Linked DNA regions of Homo sapiens: all the other regions are linked to region 2. The links are chromatin loops, found by intact Hi-C in ENCODE. Cell type or tissue: natural killer cell. All regions are shown on one strand. Each heading gives the region's core, and the rest is flanking DNA. Links, peaks and the distances in the headings are about the cores only.

What was found. Hi-C counts contacts between places; a loop is a spot of excess contacts. Peaks named below come from ENCODE experiments on the same cell type or tissue, not always from the same donor. Only the 100,000 strongest peaks of a DNase experiment are listed, where the experiment ranks them.
Region 1: a loop joins it to region 2, with 2.9 times the contacts of the local background. A loop is called at or near these places in 1 of 110 quality-filtered maps.
Region 3: a loop joins it to region 2, with 2.6 times the contacts of the local background. A loop is called at or near these places in 1 of 110 quality-filtered maps.

Annotation. Positions count from the first base shown.
Region 1 is chr3:28,249,495-28,255,144 of GRCh38, reverse strand. All of the region lies in intron 1 of CMC1 (C-X9-C motif containing 1), which reads right to left. Among named protein-coding and RNA genes, the nearest start is that of CMC1, 11 kb to the right of the region's middle. In natural killer cell, for the core only: no CTCF peak of the experiment used is centred there; DNase peaks (open chromatin) are centred at 2,914 and 3,934; H3K27ac peaks cover 1,965 bases.
Region 2 is chr3:27,903,128-27,908,777 of GRCh38, reverse strand. No RefSeq gene overlaps it. Among named protein-coding and RNA genes, the nearest start is that of LINC01981, 72 kb to the right of the region's middle. In natural killer cell, for the core only: no CTCF peak of the experiment used is centred there; a DNase peak (open chromatin) is centred at 2,917.
Region 3 is chr3:27,839,835-27,845,484 of GRCh38, reverse strand. The region is part of intron 3 of LINC01980 (long intergenic non-protein coding RNA 1980); the gene reads right to left. Among named protein-coding and RNA genes, the nearest start is that of LINC01981, 8.5 kb to the right of the region's middle. In natural killer cell, for the core only: no CTCF peak of the experiment used is centred there; no DNase peak of the experiment used is centred there; H3K27ac peaks cover 200 bases.

The DNA.
Region 1 (5,650 bases), core at 1,937-4,436, 350 kb before region 2:
AGGGGATGAGGGAAAGGGATGATTCAAGGAGGACTGCTAGTTTTCTGGCCTCAAGTAAAAGGATATGACCATTTATTGAGATAGGGAATACAAAAGAAGGATCAGATAAGAGAGAAATTCAGTTGCGGACCTGTGGAATTTGAAGGGACTGTGTGACACATCTTGTAGAGTGGAAAGCTGATGCTTACTTACAGAGAAAAGAATAAAACTGAGACTATCTCCACAAATTCCTCTTTGCCTTGCCTACAGAATAAATCATAACTAGACATCAGTAACTATTCAGTGTAATTACTAAACAGATTAGAAGACATTGGATTATACAAAATTACAAAATTTTTTCAAAATTTACAAAATTAATTTCAAATTGTTACTTTTTTTCACATATATAATTTTCATCTATACAACTTATTCATAATGCATCCTGATGAATCTTCTATTTGCTCTATAAATCTTCCAATGGTCTTAAATAACTAAGGCAATATTATTTTGAATCAATTCCTTGAATACAGACATAGATGTGTAATATCAAACCATTTTTCCAAAAATAAATTATAACAGAAATTTACCTACATTACGAATTCTAAGCTATAATATTCCTATCAAACACATTTTTAAAACGGCTTGTCAAGACATCTGATCCTTCTTCTAAAACTTCCTAGGGCAAATAAATAATTCCAGAATTGTATTAATATTGATTTCAATTTTCCAAATTCTTGGTATTAAATCAGAAATGACAGTATTAAAAATATGAAAATTCTACTAAAGATTTTCCCACTTGATAGCATACCAGCCACTAAATATCAATGATTTATTAATTATAATTTTTGAAAAAGCTATCTTCAACATTACAAATATTATAGAAATGGCAATTTTGATTCACAATATTACAAAGTGATTCTCTTAATCTCAATCTGGTGTATATATGTTATACATTTGTACAGAGGTTGCAAAACTAAAAATTAAATTTTGAAAGTTTGCTACTGTATAGTCACATAAATTTATACTGAATTAAAGAATCAGGATAACACCATCAGGGAAAATTTCCAAAGCTCTAACTTCTCAACATTCTATCATCACCTGGAAGTCAATTTTCACCTTTTTCACTGGCTGAATTTGTTAGCTCATATTTTGCTTTGGGGCTCATGTGTTCTTGCAATATGGCAGTGCTAGATTATAAGGCTACTGACAACAGCACTTGCTATGAATCCACAAAGACAACAGTGAAGCAAATAAGAATATTACAGAGTCTTTAATAGCAAAGAATGTGATATATGAAGGGCAAGTTATGCCCTTTCAATAATGAAAACATTCTAATTTAACTAATTTGATACTTACTTAGGTAATGCCATTTTTTAAAAAATTTACTAGTTAACACTTACTTGCTCCTGAAGACAGTTTGGTGCTACTGTTTACTCTGTAGGAAAAACATGAAAAATGCTTGTAATAAACTTGCAACAGTGTTCTCATTAGCAATAGTTTCTATATTTGGATCCCTCTTCTTTGTTTGTTTAGCTTTTTGGGGGGAGTTTTTTGGGGGGTTTTTTGGTTTTGGTTTTTGTTTTTTGAGACAGAATACTATTCTGTCACCCAGGATAGGGCGCAATGGCGTGATCACAGCTCACTGCAGCTTCTACCTCCCAGGTTTAAGTGATCCTCCTATCTCAGCCTCCCAAGTAGTTGGAAACACAGGCACACACCACCACATCAAGCTAATTTTTTTATGTGTACTTTATAGAGATGGGATCTCACTATGTTTCCCAGGCTGGTCTCAAACTCCTGGACTCAAGCGATCCACCCACTTCAGCCTCCCCAATGCTGGGATTACAGGAGTGAGCTGCCACGTCCGACTGGTCCCTCTTCTTTACTAGCTATGAAGAGTCTCAAAAGGCAGAGCCCCGGGAAGAAGGCATGATATACAATACAATGAGACCAGCGTTCTCAATTGTTAGTTCTCACTAAGTGCTTCACACCAGGAATCTAGGCAGACTCCAGTTTTTCTCAACAGCACAAAGATATGTATGCTCATGACCAGATATTCCTCTTGCCAGTTTGTTCATACCTTCTTGCTATAACGACAGAGTAAAATGAGGAAGGGTAGACGAAGAGACATCTTAAAATAGGAAAATTCACCTTCTTTCCTTCAAGCCATACTAGAACTGACAAAACAAAAACAAAAAGGGAAATCAAGAGTAGGAGAGATGTTTTCTTCCCCGCAATGCTCCAGCCTGCCTGTCTGTGAAACCTGAAGATGAGGGCAATGAATACATACAGTCTTCATAACAGTTCTCTCAGGTAAGTATTTTGATTTCATTTTGCAGATAAAGAAGTGGAGGCTCACAGAGGTGAAATGACCCAAGCTTCTAATAAAGTGCCAATGCCAAGATCATGTAACCCAGGCTCTAAACCTTCAATGACACCACCATGCACATGGAGTGGGGGCCTTAGGAGACTTAAGCAAACAAGGCTAAATGAGCTTCCACAGTTATGCTGAAGCAGGGAAACAACCTTTAGACAGTAAGTTTGTGTTTCAGAAGCACCATTTGAACCAGCAAAATTTGAAAATTCAGTTCTCAATTTTTTATCAGAAAGTAAAATCAAAGGGAATTCTGATTCTGCTTCCTACCACGGGAAAAAAATATTTTTAAAAGCAAGGGGAGCAATTTGTCAGCTGGCTGAAAAACACATTCAAAGAGAATAAACATCAAATATTAGGTCAGCCACTAACAATCTAATTTTGTATAAGCTCAAACGCTTACAAAATACGGAAAGTACATCAGTGAGGTAGATGTGCCTATTTCTGCTTAGCTTCTGGGTCAAGTAACACCCATATCCCACAATAGTATGCTTCATCTGAGCTTCTCTGTCCTATCAGCTTTCACTGTTAATTAACCACCTTGTTCACACTAGATGTGCCCATTTCCCAATAGCACCTATTTCTTGGACCTCAGATTCTGCAGATTGCTAGGTGTGAAAAGTTCCTCTTCCACCCACACTGCTTTAACCAAGAGGAGGCCAGAAAGGGACAACATATTTAAAAGTATACCAAAGCAGGAAATTAACTTATGCAATAAGACATGCCAATTTTAGAACTGTGTTACAACCGCCATTGTGGCCATAATTTCTTAAATGAACAAGTTTCACATTTACTTTATTTGGTAAAACTTCAAGACTGTCTTTGCGCCTACAAGCACAATTTCCCACTGATATCCGGCAGAAAATCAGCAGTGTTATGGGACAGGAGCAGACATTTGAGAAAGTAATAAATGACAGCATACCTGTGGCCTTCTTAGCAATACATTGCCTGATTTACTTTTTTTCCTCATATAAATCTAGAAGATTGTGTAATATTCTCAATCCTATGAATGTTCCTCAAGCCTCTCTCCACCATGTTACTACTGGTTCTTCTTTTATCTTACAATATTTCATAGAATTCCTATAAAGAAAATATAATACTTTGATAATGGAATAGGAGAATTATTTTTATATTGAAGGGTTTTTCACTTATTTCAAAGACTCAGCCTTTGCTCAAATCACATCATCTTTCTTGGTATGGCTTCAGAGCTAATCTGAAGTAAACATGAAAACCAGTTCCATAATATAACTTTTTTGGGGTGGGAGCAATATGGTTTGGATATGGTTTGTCCCCACCAAATCTCATGTTGAAATCTGATCCCCAGTGTGGCAGTGTAAGGAGGTGGTCCCTAATGGGATGTGTTTGGGACACGAGGGCAGATGTCTCATGAACAGCTTTGTGCCCTTCTAGCAGTAATGAATTCCTGCTCTTGCTGGAGTGGACTAGTTCTTCAGAGTGGGCTGGTTCTCAGAGAAAATGACTAGTTCCCAAGAGACTGGATTGTTGTAAAAGTCAGGACACCTCTCACGTTTGGTCCCTCTTCACACATGCCCGCTTCCCCTTTGATCTTCTCTGCCATGTTCTGACACAGCATAAATGTTCTCATCAGAAGCCAAGCAGATGCCATGCTTCCTGTATAGCTTGCAGAACTGTGAGCTAAATACACTTCTTTCTTTATAAATTACTCATCCTAAGGTATTCATTTATAGCAACATAAAACAAACTGAGACAAGGGAAGAGGCAGCATTTCCCAGGATGATCGTCTATCACCTTCACCAGACTGTCTCTGGTTAAACCTTGGCTGAAATTCAAATTAACTTTCAGAACAAAGATTTGCCAAAATGAGGATATTAAGACGAGTGTACTGAAGAATCCAAAGGGAAATCTTAAAGGAGTTTCAAAAATATCCTGAACAATGGTAACAATACTAGAACTATACACACTTCCAAGGTAATATCTGTACTTAATCCTCCTGGGGCAATCCCACAAGGTTCCACCTTTAAAGATAGTGTTTATGATACTGAGTTCTCAGTGCTCATCTCCATCTCCAACTTTCCACATTTTCAACTATCTACTGGTGGTTTCTAAGTCCCACCAGCAGCTCAATTCCAACTTAAATTTCCTACAATGTAAACCTTCATTTTGCCAACCTAGTGGTTATGTTACCCTTCTTACCTGAAAAATCGGCTTATAGTTATATAGTACACAGAAGCAACACGATAAATATTTACAGAAAGAAGAAAAGGGTGGTGGATGGAACTGGTTTACAAACATCATCTCATTTAGAAGCAGATACAAAGAAATTAAGACTCAGAAAGCTCAAAGCAATCTTGCAGCATTACCCGGCAAGTAACAGGTAAAGCCAAACTCTAGTTCAATCTCAGTCTTTATTTTCCATCTTCAACCTCTTATTTTTTGTTATCAAAGTTTACTTATTTAAAACTCAATTCAACATTTCTCCATCCCAAAGTTCTTCCTGACCTCCAGCACTAAAAAGTGATTTCTCCTTCCTCTAACCCCAAGATTTTGCCTGCACTCGTTCTGTTGCTATAATCACACCTGGACTTAAACACATCACATCACACTATATATCCAATCTTCTCCTGCTAGATCAGTGGTTGGCATGAGTTGAATTGTGTTTACCATTCTCCAAATTCATATGTTGAATCCCTAACCCTCAATGTGACTGTATGTGGAGACAGTGCTTTTGGGAGGTAATTAAGGTCAAATGCGGTCATAAAGGTGAGGCCTTAATTCGATAGGATTAGTGGCCTCATAAGAAGCAGAGGGCTCTCTCTCCTTCTCGTTCTCTCCTCCTCCTCCCTCAACCTCCTCTTCCCCCATCCCTCCCCGCTCACTGCCATGTAAACACACAGGGAGAAGGCAGCCATCTGCAAGTCAGGAAGAGAGTCCTTGTCAGCAACCAGATCTCCTTGAATCTTGGTCTTGAACTTCCTAGCCTCCAGAATAGTAAAAAAAATTAATGTACATTTTTTAAGCCACCCAGTCTATGTTGTGTGGGTCACTCAAGTCAGTCTATGGGATTTTGTTATGGCAGCCTGAGTAGACTAAGACAGATTTTGGTACCAGAAGCTCTCAACCCTGGCTGTACCCAAGAACCACCTGAGAGGGCTGTACAAAATTCTTAATGCTTGGGCCCCACCCCAGACCAGTTAAATCAGAAATGCTGGGGTAAAAGCCAGGCATTGATATTTTTTAAGGCTCCCCAAATAATTATAATATGCAGCTAGACTGAGAACTACTGCAAGTAAAAGTTAACTTTAATGAGGTCAGAGA
Region 2 (5,650 bases), core at 1,701-4,200:
GATGTCAGTTTGTGGCACATCCTAAGGAAAACACCGAGAAGTAATTCATTGGTATCATCACACTTTTAGTCAGTTTTAAGCTGTTTTCTGCAGGCCTCCGAATTAAGGGAGAGCTAGATATGCCGCAGTGATTGGCAAACTGTGCCTCCTGACACCCTGGGTTTCCTAGGGAGGTCTTGGGGAGCAGGGCACTGCAGAGTGAGGGAAGGCCCCTGACACAGGGCTCCCAGAGCCCGGCCCCATTTCACATTTATCTGTTTACCCAGTGTATTAAACATGTGGGGCTCATGGGTTGTGAAGAGAGAGACAACTTTGCTTTCGTCTCTCAGTCTTGTTCCAGGAGAATAGCCTTTTTCCGCCTCTGGATGCAAAGTAAGGCAGTCACATGACTTTTCTGTTAATTCTTACATACTGGAAAGTCCTATAGTCATCGTAAGTCACAAACAGTTTTAATTGAGAGATTAAAGTGTGGACTATCAAGTCACATTTGAACAAAGATGAGGTTTCTAACCCCACCCACCAGCCCACTACTGCCTTCAGGGAAATGAGTGTGGTCAGCCTCTTCCCCTCTTCTCACTCTCCAAGTGCCCCTCACACTCGTTCTTGCTCCTGGCGTCCTCCCCTGTCCAACTCCTCATGGGAACAGAGAGGAGGGTGAAGACTTAAGGGGACAGGAATGCTTTGACTCACCTGCGATTCGCATAGCTTTGTGTTCTCCAGGCCTCACTGGAATTCAAAACCAACCTTTTCCCTCAAGAACCACTTTGTGTGCCTGCTTTGGAAACTTCTCAATATTGGGAATATTTTTAGGTTCAATTCTGGGCAAGGACCTACAAATATAAATGTAAGAAGTACCTCAGACAAGCAGGACAAATTAAATGTAATAAGAAAGCACCTTTATTTTATTTTTATTTATGTATTTATTTATTTGAGACAGGGTTTCTCTACTGTCACCCAGCCTGGAGTGTAGTGGTGCGCTCTTGGCTCACTACAACCTCTACCTCCCAGTTTTGAGCGATTCTTCTGCCTCAGCCTCCCGAATAGCTGAGAGTACAGGCACCTGCCACCATGCCCGGCTAATTTTTGTATTTTTAGTAGAGACAGGGTTTCACCATGTTGGCCAGGCTGGTCTCGGAACTCCTGACCTCAGGTGATCTGCCCACCTCAGCCTCCTAAAGTGCTAGGATTACAGGTGTGAGCCACTGTGACCAGCCTCATTTTTATTTTTGTCTCTTGCTGTCCCTTTAAAATTTATTCTGGGGAGGACATTCTTTCCCAGTGACTAGATAAAAACTGACTGAATATTGTGCCTTTTCTGGTCACACAATTAATAGAAAATTCTGCAGTTACCTTATATTACAACCTCATTTCAATAATTAAAATAATTAAAAATTATTAAGTAATTTTAATAATTTAATAATTTTAAAAATAATTAAAAATAATTTTAATAATTTAATAATTTTAAAAATAATTTAAAATAGTTAGAATTATCTAATCCCTTTAACAAAACTCCAAATTTAACTTAGTCTTCTTTGCTCACTCTTCCTTGCTTTACTAATCTCAGTGTCTGACTCTTCCAAAGCTGGAGTCTGGGGAGAAAAGAAATGAAAGGTGAGCAGAAATAATTTTGCTTGACTGATATGAACATAAAATGGTTAGACATTTAAAGAAAACTTGCTCCTAGGCAAATTCACAGCTTCTTTGTAGTTTCCCCTGCTGATCCCCTCTAATTGACTCTACTTGGTCCAGGGTCAGGATTTGGCATACTATTGCAGGCCGACCAAATCCCACCTAGTGCCTGTTTTTATAAATAAAGTTTCATTGGAACATAGCCATGCCCATCCTCTGACATACTGTCTATGCTTGCTTTTGTGTGACGATGACTGAGCTGAATAATTGCAACAGAGACTCTGTGGCCTACAGAGATTAAAATATTTATTCTCTGAGCCTTTACAGAAAAAATTTTTAACCCTTGCCCTAGGCTGTACTTTTCCTTTGACTGACTACTCCTGAAACCCCCTCAGTCAGGTTTGTAAACTATTGGGGTCCCCTTCCCTAACAGGTCATCCTCTAGGAAATAATCGCTTTAAAAATGACTCCAGGTCCCATTCCTCCCATGAATTCCTCATCTAGTCTCTGAAATTCACACTCCTTAACTGCCATCAGGGAGAATGCAATTTTTCCCCACTGTACCCTAAACCCTCTTGCCTCAAGCTGTGTTAGAACTCCCAGGTAAATTGTTCCACCGTGGCCCCAGCTGCTAGGATAGATATGAAGCACTTTGAGTGATCCAGTGACAGCCCCTCTCTCTAGCTCAGGATCAGAAGATAGCACAGCACACTCTTCCACTTTGGGGAAAGGTGGTTGGAACTCCATAGCTATTTCCAATAAAAATCCTTCTATACAATCCATCCAATTTCCCACAAGTAGTTCCTTTCATATATTTAATCTGAATGAGACATTGTTGTGGGTTGGATTCCCTAGAAGCAGAGTCTGAGATATAAATTCCTACTAGGGTTGCCAGATAAGATATAATATCCCAATTAAACTGGAATTTCTGATTAAACACTGAAGGATTTAGTATGAGTATGTCCCTAATATTGCATAGGACACATTTATATTAAAATATTATTTTTTATGTATCTGAAATTCAAATTTAAATGAGTGTCTTGCATGTGTTTATTTGTTTTTCTTTAATCTGCAACTCTAATTCTCATTTAAGTGATTGACTGAAGGAGCACACTCAGGTGAAAGGGAACGGGGGAAGCAAAATGGGGCAGAAGGAAGAAGCTAAGCAAAGATGTGGTCTCAGCTGGGGACAGGCCTCAATCAGATGCCATGGGGAGCTGTGGAATATGAACTGTACCACATAGTGTGTCTCACCTTGAGGCAAGCGGTCTGCCTTTGACACCTCCATATGAGTTAACTGTGGTCTGTGGGTTGCCTCCTAGATGAGGCAGTTTGCATTAGTTCCCATTGGTCCCCAGCTGAGGGCAATTCTCTAGATAAAAAAGCAGCTGTGAGCCAGTCAGAGTCAATACTCATAGCAGCTGGGAGAGGAATGCCATAGCCCAGTAAAGGGGACCTTGGTAGGGCATGCATCCCAGCTCTGTCTCTGATTTTTTTTTTTTTTTTGAGACAGAGTCTTGCCATGTCACCTAGCCTGGAGTGCAGTGGCATGACCTCAGCTCACTGCAACCTCCACCTCCCAGGTTCAAGCAATTCTCCTGCCTCAGCCTCCCAAGTATCTGGGATTACAGGCGCCCATCACCACGCCCTGCGAATTTTTGTATTTTAGTGCAGGTTTTCACCATGTTGGCCAGGCTGGTCTCAACTCCTGACCTCAGGTGATCCACCAGGCTCTGCCTCCCAAAGTGCTGGGATTACAGGCGTGAGCCACTGCGCCCGGACTCTATCTGATTATTGACTACTTTAAGCCTCCTGTCTGATAGTCTGTGATAATCATCTGTATCCTTCCATTTGATCCAACACTTCCTATTTCACATTCTATTATATCTATTTTATGCAATGGGTATTATGTTAACTTATAACTAGGGATTCATAGCTGTAGAAAAAATTGGGAAAAACAATAGTCTGGGTGGTAGATAACCTGCATTCATATTTACTAGCTATGAGCTTGTACAAATAGACTAGCTTCTCAATCTCAGTTACTCATCTATAAAATGGATTTTTTAAAAAACCTCTCTCAAATGGTTATTGTACATTATTCATGGAGATTGGTTCTAAGACCCCCGCAGATACCAAAATCCATGGATGCTCAATTTCCTGATATAAAATAATGTAGTGTTTGCATATAACCTACGGACATCCTCCCACATACTTTAAATCATCTCTAGATTACTTATAATGCCTAATACAATGTAAATTCTATGTAAATAGTTGTTATAGTGTATTGCTTAGAGAATATTGACAAGAAAAAAAGTCTGTACATAGTTCAGTACAGCTACAACCATCCATTTTTAAAAAAATATTTTCCATTTGCCATTGATTGAATCCACAGATGCAGAACCTATGGATACAGAGAGCAGAGTATTTCACCTGGGGCTCCTGTTGGCAGTGTCAAAATATGATTTTTCTTTTCCTTTACATGGAGGGGTCTACTCACTGCACTTCTCCTTTATCTCTGGGCTTAGCCTTTTTTTTGATACCTGGTGATTTGTTTAGGTCATTATAGGAGAGGGCAAATATTGGGCTTCAAGCCCACCTTGTAGAGCAGCCCAATCAGTGTGATGTGTTTGAGGTTAGTTGTTGCCAGGAATGACAAAGTTTGTTATCTTACATTTGGGCATATTATTCAAGTCAAGTGGGACTAGACATTTGATCATGCTTTTAAGAAAATTTTCAGTTTCCTCCCAGTGAACTCCTAGAGAAGATCTCAGAGTAGTTTTTATCTGGACAACTAAATTATCTGCATATCACACATATGTTAAAGGATGTCTGTCATTGAAACTATATGGATAACACTCAAAGAGTTCTGACTTGAGATTCTAATTCAGGCTTCCCCCACCTCCCCACCCACCTTTACTTCCAGACATGAGCAAGTCATTTTACCTCTCTGGGACTTGGTTTATTCCTCTATTTAGTTATAGTGTTTAGACTCATGTCCTTTGGGATGCCCTCTTTTCAAGTCTATAATTCTCAATGTGAAATGTCTGCAAAGGCCTATGGTTTAATTTAGTATACTTTTCAATAATACTTTCTATAACTTATTCTGATCTAAAAAGTTATACATGTTTATTGTATATAATATGGATAACAGAGATAAGCAGAAAGAAGCACGTAAAACTATGTTCTGCACCCACCACCTACAGTGAGCAATTGAGGTCCTATTGTATACACAGTATCAGATCCTTCCATTCATATTAAGCAATATTTTAAAACACTACCAAATTATTATTATTTGATGTTAAATTGCTTTACTATCTACCCATTTTTCCTGGCGTTTGAACTTTTGTAATAGAAATGTTTTCTTGGGCAAATTCTTCCCAAGCCGGAGATATTGTGAAGAACTAGGTTAAGTCTTAGAAAGTGCCACAAATGAGTTGATGATTTTGGTGCCTCAGTAGAAACTCTGCAGAGTAGGTAAGTCCTTCAGAAATCTTGAGGTGCCAGAGATAAGCAGTGCTTCCTGTTTCTTTTCTAACATAAAGATGGTGATTTCCTGTAAGCTCTTGATGTGTAATGTTTAGAATTTCTTTGATAGCACATTGAGAAAATGTTTTAATTTGACTCAAAATGATTTAATCAGACGTTATATAGATAATGAGGCAAATAAATCCTATCCAACCCTAAAATAGAGTTGGCAAATATTATTTTACCCGGAAAAGGAAGAAAAAGGGAGATAAATTAGGACAACTTATGAAAATAAGAGACATTTTCTTATGCATCAAATAAGCCTTCAGAGTTTGCATCTATGGGCTCCTTTAGAAGGAAGGGGAAATACTTGTATTTGAATTTCCAGGCTCTCTAACAAAGCATCAGAAATTCGTCATTAAAAACTGACTTATAAGCAAATTAATACTCATTACTTGATTGTTTATTTTCAGTCACATACATGCACCACCTAACTGTAATTTTTTTCTACCCCGAACATGATTTTCTTGATACTGTTTCTTCAAAAGGATAATCT
Region 3 (5,650 bases), core at 1,937-4,436, 64 kb after region 2:
GCCACATCTAAGGAATAATTCAGAAGAAAAGGAAAGCATGAATTTCATTGGAGAATTAACTAACTCCATGATACCAGCATATACTAAAAGAACTATAAATAAGCTATAATAGACTATAAATCCTCCAACTTGTCAAAAAATGCTAGTTTTTATAAAACCAATGTTGGAGAAGCTGCCAAAAAAAAAATAGTCACTGTTAATTACAATATGTGATAGTGTAAAAAAAAAAACTGCAGGAAGTTTGGCTGTGCCATTGCTAGGAATTTATTCCAGAAATATATGTGAGTGAAATATCCAAAAGTATGCCGTGAATATGTTTATTGCAGCATTTTTTTTTACAGACAAACACTAAAAACAATTTAAATGCCCAACCCTTTTGGGACTGGTTAAATTTGGAGAGGGAAGAAGAGAGAGAAACAGAGAGGTGTCAACAACTCTAAGCAGTGGCAGACCATTGGGATTATACCTTAAGAGGTACAAAACTCACAAACACCTCTGTCCAAAGTACTCCAAAACAAACATTAAAAGGGATCTAAGAGATCTAGGAGGTATACCGACATTATCCACTACAAATTTAATATTAAGAAAATAGAAATTAAAAGAGTCACATTTTTATGAGAATTTGTATAGGATAAAAATAGTATTTCAAATCAGTGGGGAAAAGGATAAATTATCAAATAGCCAAGAAATAGTGGGCCAAGTTGGAAAGAAAATTTGTTACATTTCCTGACTCACACCATTTGCAAAAATAAATTTCAGATGCATTAAGGATTTAGATATTTAAAAATAAATCCAAAAACTATAGAAAAATTCCATAGGAGAATATTTGTATAATCTTAGAGTAAGTAAGCCTTTCTAAATGTATTGTTCTTGATCCTATGAACACAAAATTTAAAAAGAAATTAAAATGATTTTACAGCTGAAGGGGCATAAGCAAAGTTAATTGACAAATCATTGAATTACTCAGTTACCACAGGTACTAAAAGTAGAATGATTCAGAAAGACACAATGCAAAACTTTCTGAAACCTCTCCTCTGCAAGGTAGCTGGGGCAAAAGCCTTAACAATGCAATCTCCCATAGCACCTGACACCTAACTTTTCTCCTAATTTTGGTATATAATCGGAATCATAGAATAACAGATTGAGATGGAACCTCAAACATTACATAATCTAAGCACCTCATTTCAAGAGGAAGACACTGAAGCCCAGAGAAGAAGTGATCACCACAGCCCACACCCTTGATACTGGGAGAACATGAGCTTGACATCACTGGGTTTTTGTTTCTGTTTTTGCTCATGAACTTTTGTAGACATCAAGAAAGTCCAGGAACCACTCTTCTCCTTCTGCTCACTGGTTCAGATGGGACACCAATCAAGAGATATATTGTGCTTTTGGATGATATATTGGGTACAGTGTACAGTGCTCAGGTGACAGGTGCACTAAAATCTCAGAAATCACCACTAAAGAACTTATCCATGTAACCAAAAACCACCTGTACCCCAAAAAACTATTGAAATAAAAAGTAAATAAATAAAACTAACAAAATGGGGGAAAATATACATGCTTTTGGTCAAATATCATAAGGTGATTGGTCATGACAGGAATCAAAGTATAACTCATATGGGCTTCAGGCATTGAGTTAAATTCAAGAAATAAAATGTGATGGTAACTTTATTAACATGTTAGGTATCTGCACTTTCACCAACAGTATCTCACTGATAAAACAAGAGACTCACTTTATGAGCTGTAATTACCCGTAAGACACACTTGGAATCCAAGGGACCAAAGTGAGTAGGAGAATGTCTCCTCGTAGGAGTCAGAATGAATCCAAACTCTCACATAGTCCTGTTTTCCGGATGCCCCTTCGAGCCTGGGCTCCACACCTAAATGTTTTATTGATTAATTTGGCCATAGGCCTCCTTTCCATATGGACAAGAGTATGTACATTTCCTTTCCTGTCCTACTTCACATCCTCTCTCCAATTGTGGAATCCCATCTTTCATAAAAAGTAGGTGAGAAGACATAACTTCACCAGGTCAGGATGAGCTGTATATCATAGTGGTGGTTTAACAAGAAACCACATCAGTGAGAACCTCTGGTCTATTTTTGCCCCAACCAGCAGAGTGGAGGAAAAAGCAGCCAACCTGGTACCACTGGTACCTGCTCACCCAACCCAGACTGTGGCATTACACTTGATCTTAGCCAAAAGACCGAGAAGCGATAGACTATGGCATTTATTGAGGACTTACTAATTTCTTCTTCTCTCTCCATTCCTACCTCGATGTCACTGATTTTGTTTTTCTTTTCCCTTCTTCTACGTATGTTTACTGACCACCTACTCCATGCTAGGCACAATGAGAGACACTGGAAATCTAAAAGTGAATAGGACACTATCTGTGCCTCAAAGAGACTTCCAATTTTGAGCATTCTACAGAATCAAACACTGTCAGGCACAAGCCTCAGTCCTGAAAAAAATTACTAGCACCATTTACCTTTGTTGACATTATAGTATAATCCCAATGGTCTGCCACTGCTTAGAGTTAATGGCAAAATTCCCCTATGAGCTCTGACCTCTTTCAGATACAGTTAGCACAAGTGTCACTCACACAGCATTTAATATACAATATCAAAAAGGCAAAGATTTAAATGCTTCTTTCTGGGTGCAGAGCTCTGCAGTTCACCTTTTTCTGATTTTCTCAACCTCAGCATTCTAGCTCCCTTTGCTTTCCTGTTCTCCATCTACACTTACCTGAGACTGGACCACCTTGCTCCACTTTAATGAGACCTATGGAATCTTTCTGTTCCTTCAAAGGGAGTCAAATTTTTGACCCTTCTCTCCAGGATTGTATTAATAGAGCCCTTGCCATTTGAATGTAAATATCTTTATACTCTAGCTAGCTATGAGGCTTTCATCAATTCTGTTGAAAATACAGGAAGCTCTACTCATTGGTGCCCAGGGTGAAGTCTTCCTTCTTATGCTATTGGTGCCACTCAGATTAACACCTAGTATAGACACCATTTTTCCTAGCTTTGTCATCGATCTTTGCCTCTGTCTTTCCTCATAAATTGCCACCATTATTGTTGTTATTGTGGTTACCCATTGGTCTTTGTTTTGATTCCTCCTCAAAATTCCTCCCCCAAAATTAATCATGCATAAATACTTAATGGGCACCCCCAACAGCAGCAATGGTGGCTGAGAGCTGAGCATTTACTCCCTGAGCACTGTGCTAAATGTTTGATTTGCATTATCTCCCTCAATCATCACAAGAACCGCCTATGGACAGCTTTTCTAAGCATTGTAGGTAATTGTCTTAGTTTGGTTTCCCCCAAAGCAGCCCCTGATATAAGGATTTGGGTGTATATAGTTTATTTAGGAAGTGGTCCCAGGAAATAGTGATAAAGTGATGACCTCAGATACGGAAAGTAGTAAAGCCATAAAGATGCATTAATGAGTGAGAAACCATTGCAAATAACTAGGGCTCGATTCCTTCTGAGAAACTGTAGAATGCACCTCAGAATTATTCCACTGAGAAGCAAGGAATCTGGAATAGTTGTTTACCAATTCCCATCCTTCATTGATAGATGATCACCCCTGGGAGATCTAACTCTTTAGAGAACTTCCAGAGGGCTGAGCACTCTTCTGTGGTGAGAAAACACCTACAGACAGAAGCCAAAAGAAGCACTGCTATATACAGGAACTGTCTGTGGCCTGACTTCTCGGTGGGGCAAGGCGATACGGGCAGGTCGCTGATGGCATCTGTTACAGTAACATGGAAGAGAAATAAGGAGAGGAGAAAAAGATGGGAAGAAATAAAATGTAATCTCATCCTCACTAGGCTTACAAGAATATACATATAACCCAAAGGAATTTAAAATTCATCCATATAAAGACTGTTCATTGAGTACCTACTGTGTTGCACACACAGTTTCCCAAATTGGGGGCATAGGAGTGAGTAAAATATCATTAGCCTCATGAAGTTTACACTCTAGAACAATAAAGTGCTAAATAAATGGTGCCATTTATTCTCTCTGCCCTTCTTGTTTAATAGCTCTTTGATTTGGTTTATGGATAAGATAGAGGCCTGGACTTTGGACTTTGAACCCGCTTTGCTTACTTTTGTATTCAAAAGTGACATCTCAGATTTGAGAAAACCTTCCACTTAGTTTGTAACTGCCAAGTAGAACACACAGCAGCCTGTCAAGCTGCTTCTTGCTGTCATTTACAGATTTCCAGGTACTTCATCACAGAGATTAAATATGAAGTGATTTGGTACACACTACATGTTTGTGTCTGCCACTTCTTTTTTAGGCTTCTTACTGAAGTCTATGGTGCCTCTGTTTTGCTTTTTCTTTAGTATTACCAGCATGTTCTTCTCGACCCATAAGTGCTAGACCAAGATTGTCAAATTGACTTCTGAGGGTGACACCCACTAATCCTGCCTTGTCACTCTTAGATATTTTGGTTATCTGTCACACTGACTCTTAGCACCCAACAGACCTCATAGGAGGCACCCACTCCACCTCTTTCATATCTACCCATGATCTGGCCACAGGAGGAGAGGGATTGGGTGGCACCAGAGGTGGGCAATGGCTTCAGCTTGACAGAGAAGGGCAGGCTTATAAAGGAGAAATGGCTTATATCTATGTACACTATTGACTGCTCTCTGGACCATTGCAGTAGCTTCCTACTGGTCTCCTTGTCTCCTCTCTGGGCTCCTTCAGAATACATCTGAAGTCCTCCCTGGATACGGCCTACAAGATTCTATGTGAACAGCCCTCCACTACCCCTCAATTTCTCTGATCTCATCTTGCATTGTTGTCTCTAAGACCTCTCATTTTGCTCTAGCCACTCCCCCATCAAAACAACTACTTTACTGCCTCAGGGACTTTGCACTTTCTGGTCCTTCTATCTGGAATGGTCTTCTCCAGACATCTGCATGGTCCACTCATTCTTTGCTTCATCTGGGTCTCTGCCCAAATATCATCTCATCAGAGAGGTCTTCCTTGATCCCCCAGTAATATACAGCACCTCCTTCCCACTCCGACACTCTGTAACCCCCATACTCTGTTCTGTGTTCCACTACAGCAATATCTCACCTTGTTTTTTCTTTCTTTCTTTGTTGTTGTTTGTCTCTCCCCGTTAGAATGTATGCACCAGACACTTTGTCAATTTTGTTTGGTTATATTACCAGCACCCAGAACAAGGCTTGCCATAGAGTAGACCATCAGTAAATGTGTTAATGAATAAGAAGGCAGATTTAGTGAGTATACATGTGTTAAAAGAGACTGAGCTTAGAGATAGTACAACTTGAATATTAAACATTTACATATAAAAACTCATTCCACCACATAGATGCCACTCTCACTACTCTACTGCTATAGAATCTTGAAGCAATCCTGGCAAAGGCAATTGCTCAATAAACCTTTTGGGGAAAAATGACCAATCTTATTAGTCATTAACAAAATACCAGTTAAAACAATAATTAGATACCATTACTGACCAAGATTTTCCAATTATTATAGTTGCTGATGTTGGGAAGGCTGACATGAGAGTGAGGGAGGGACTGGGCACTGGATTACACCACTGATCAGAGTGTGGACACATTCAACTTTTCTAACTAGTTAATATGCATGAAAAGCCTTAGATATG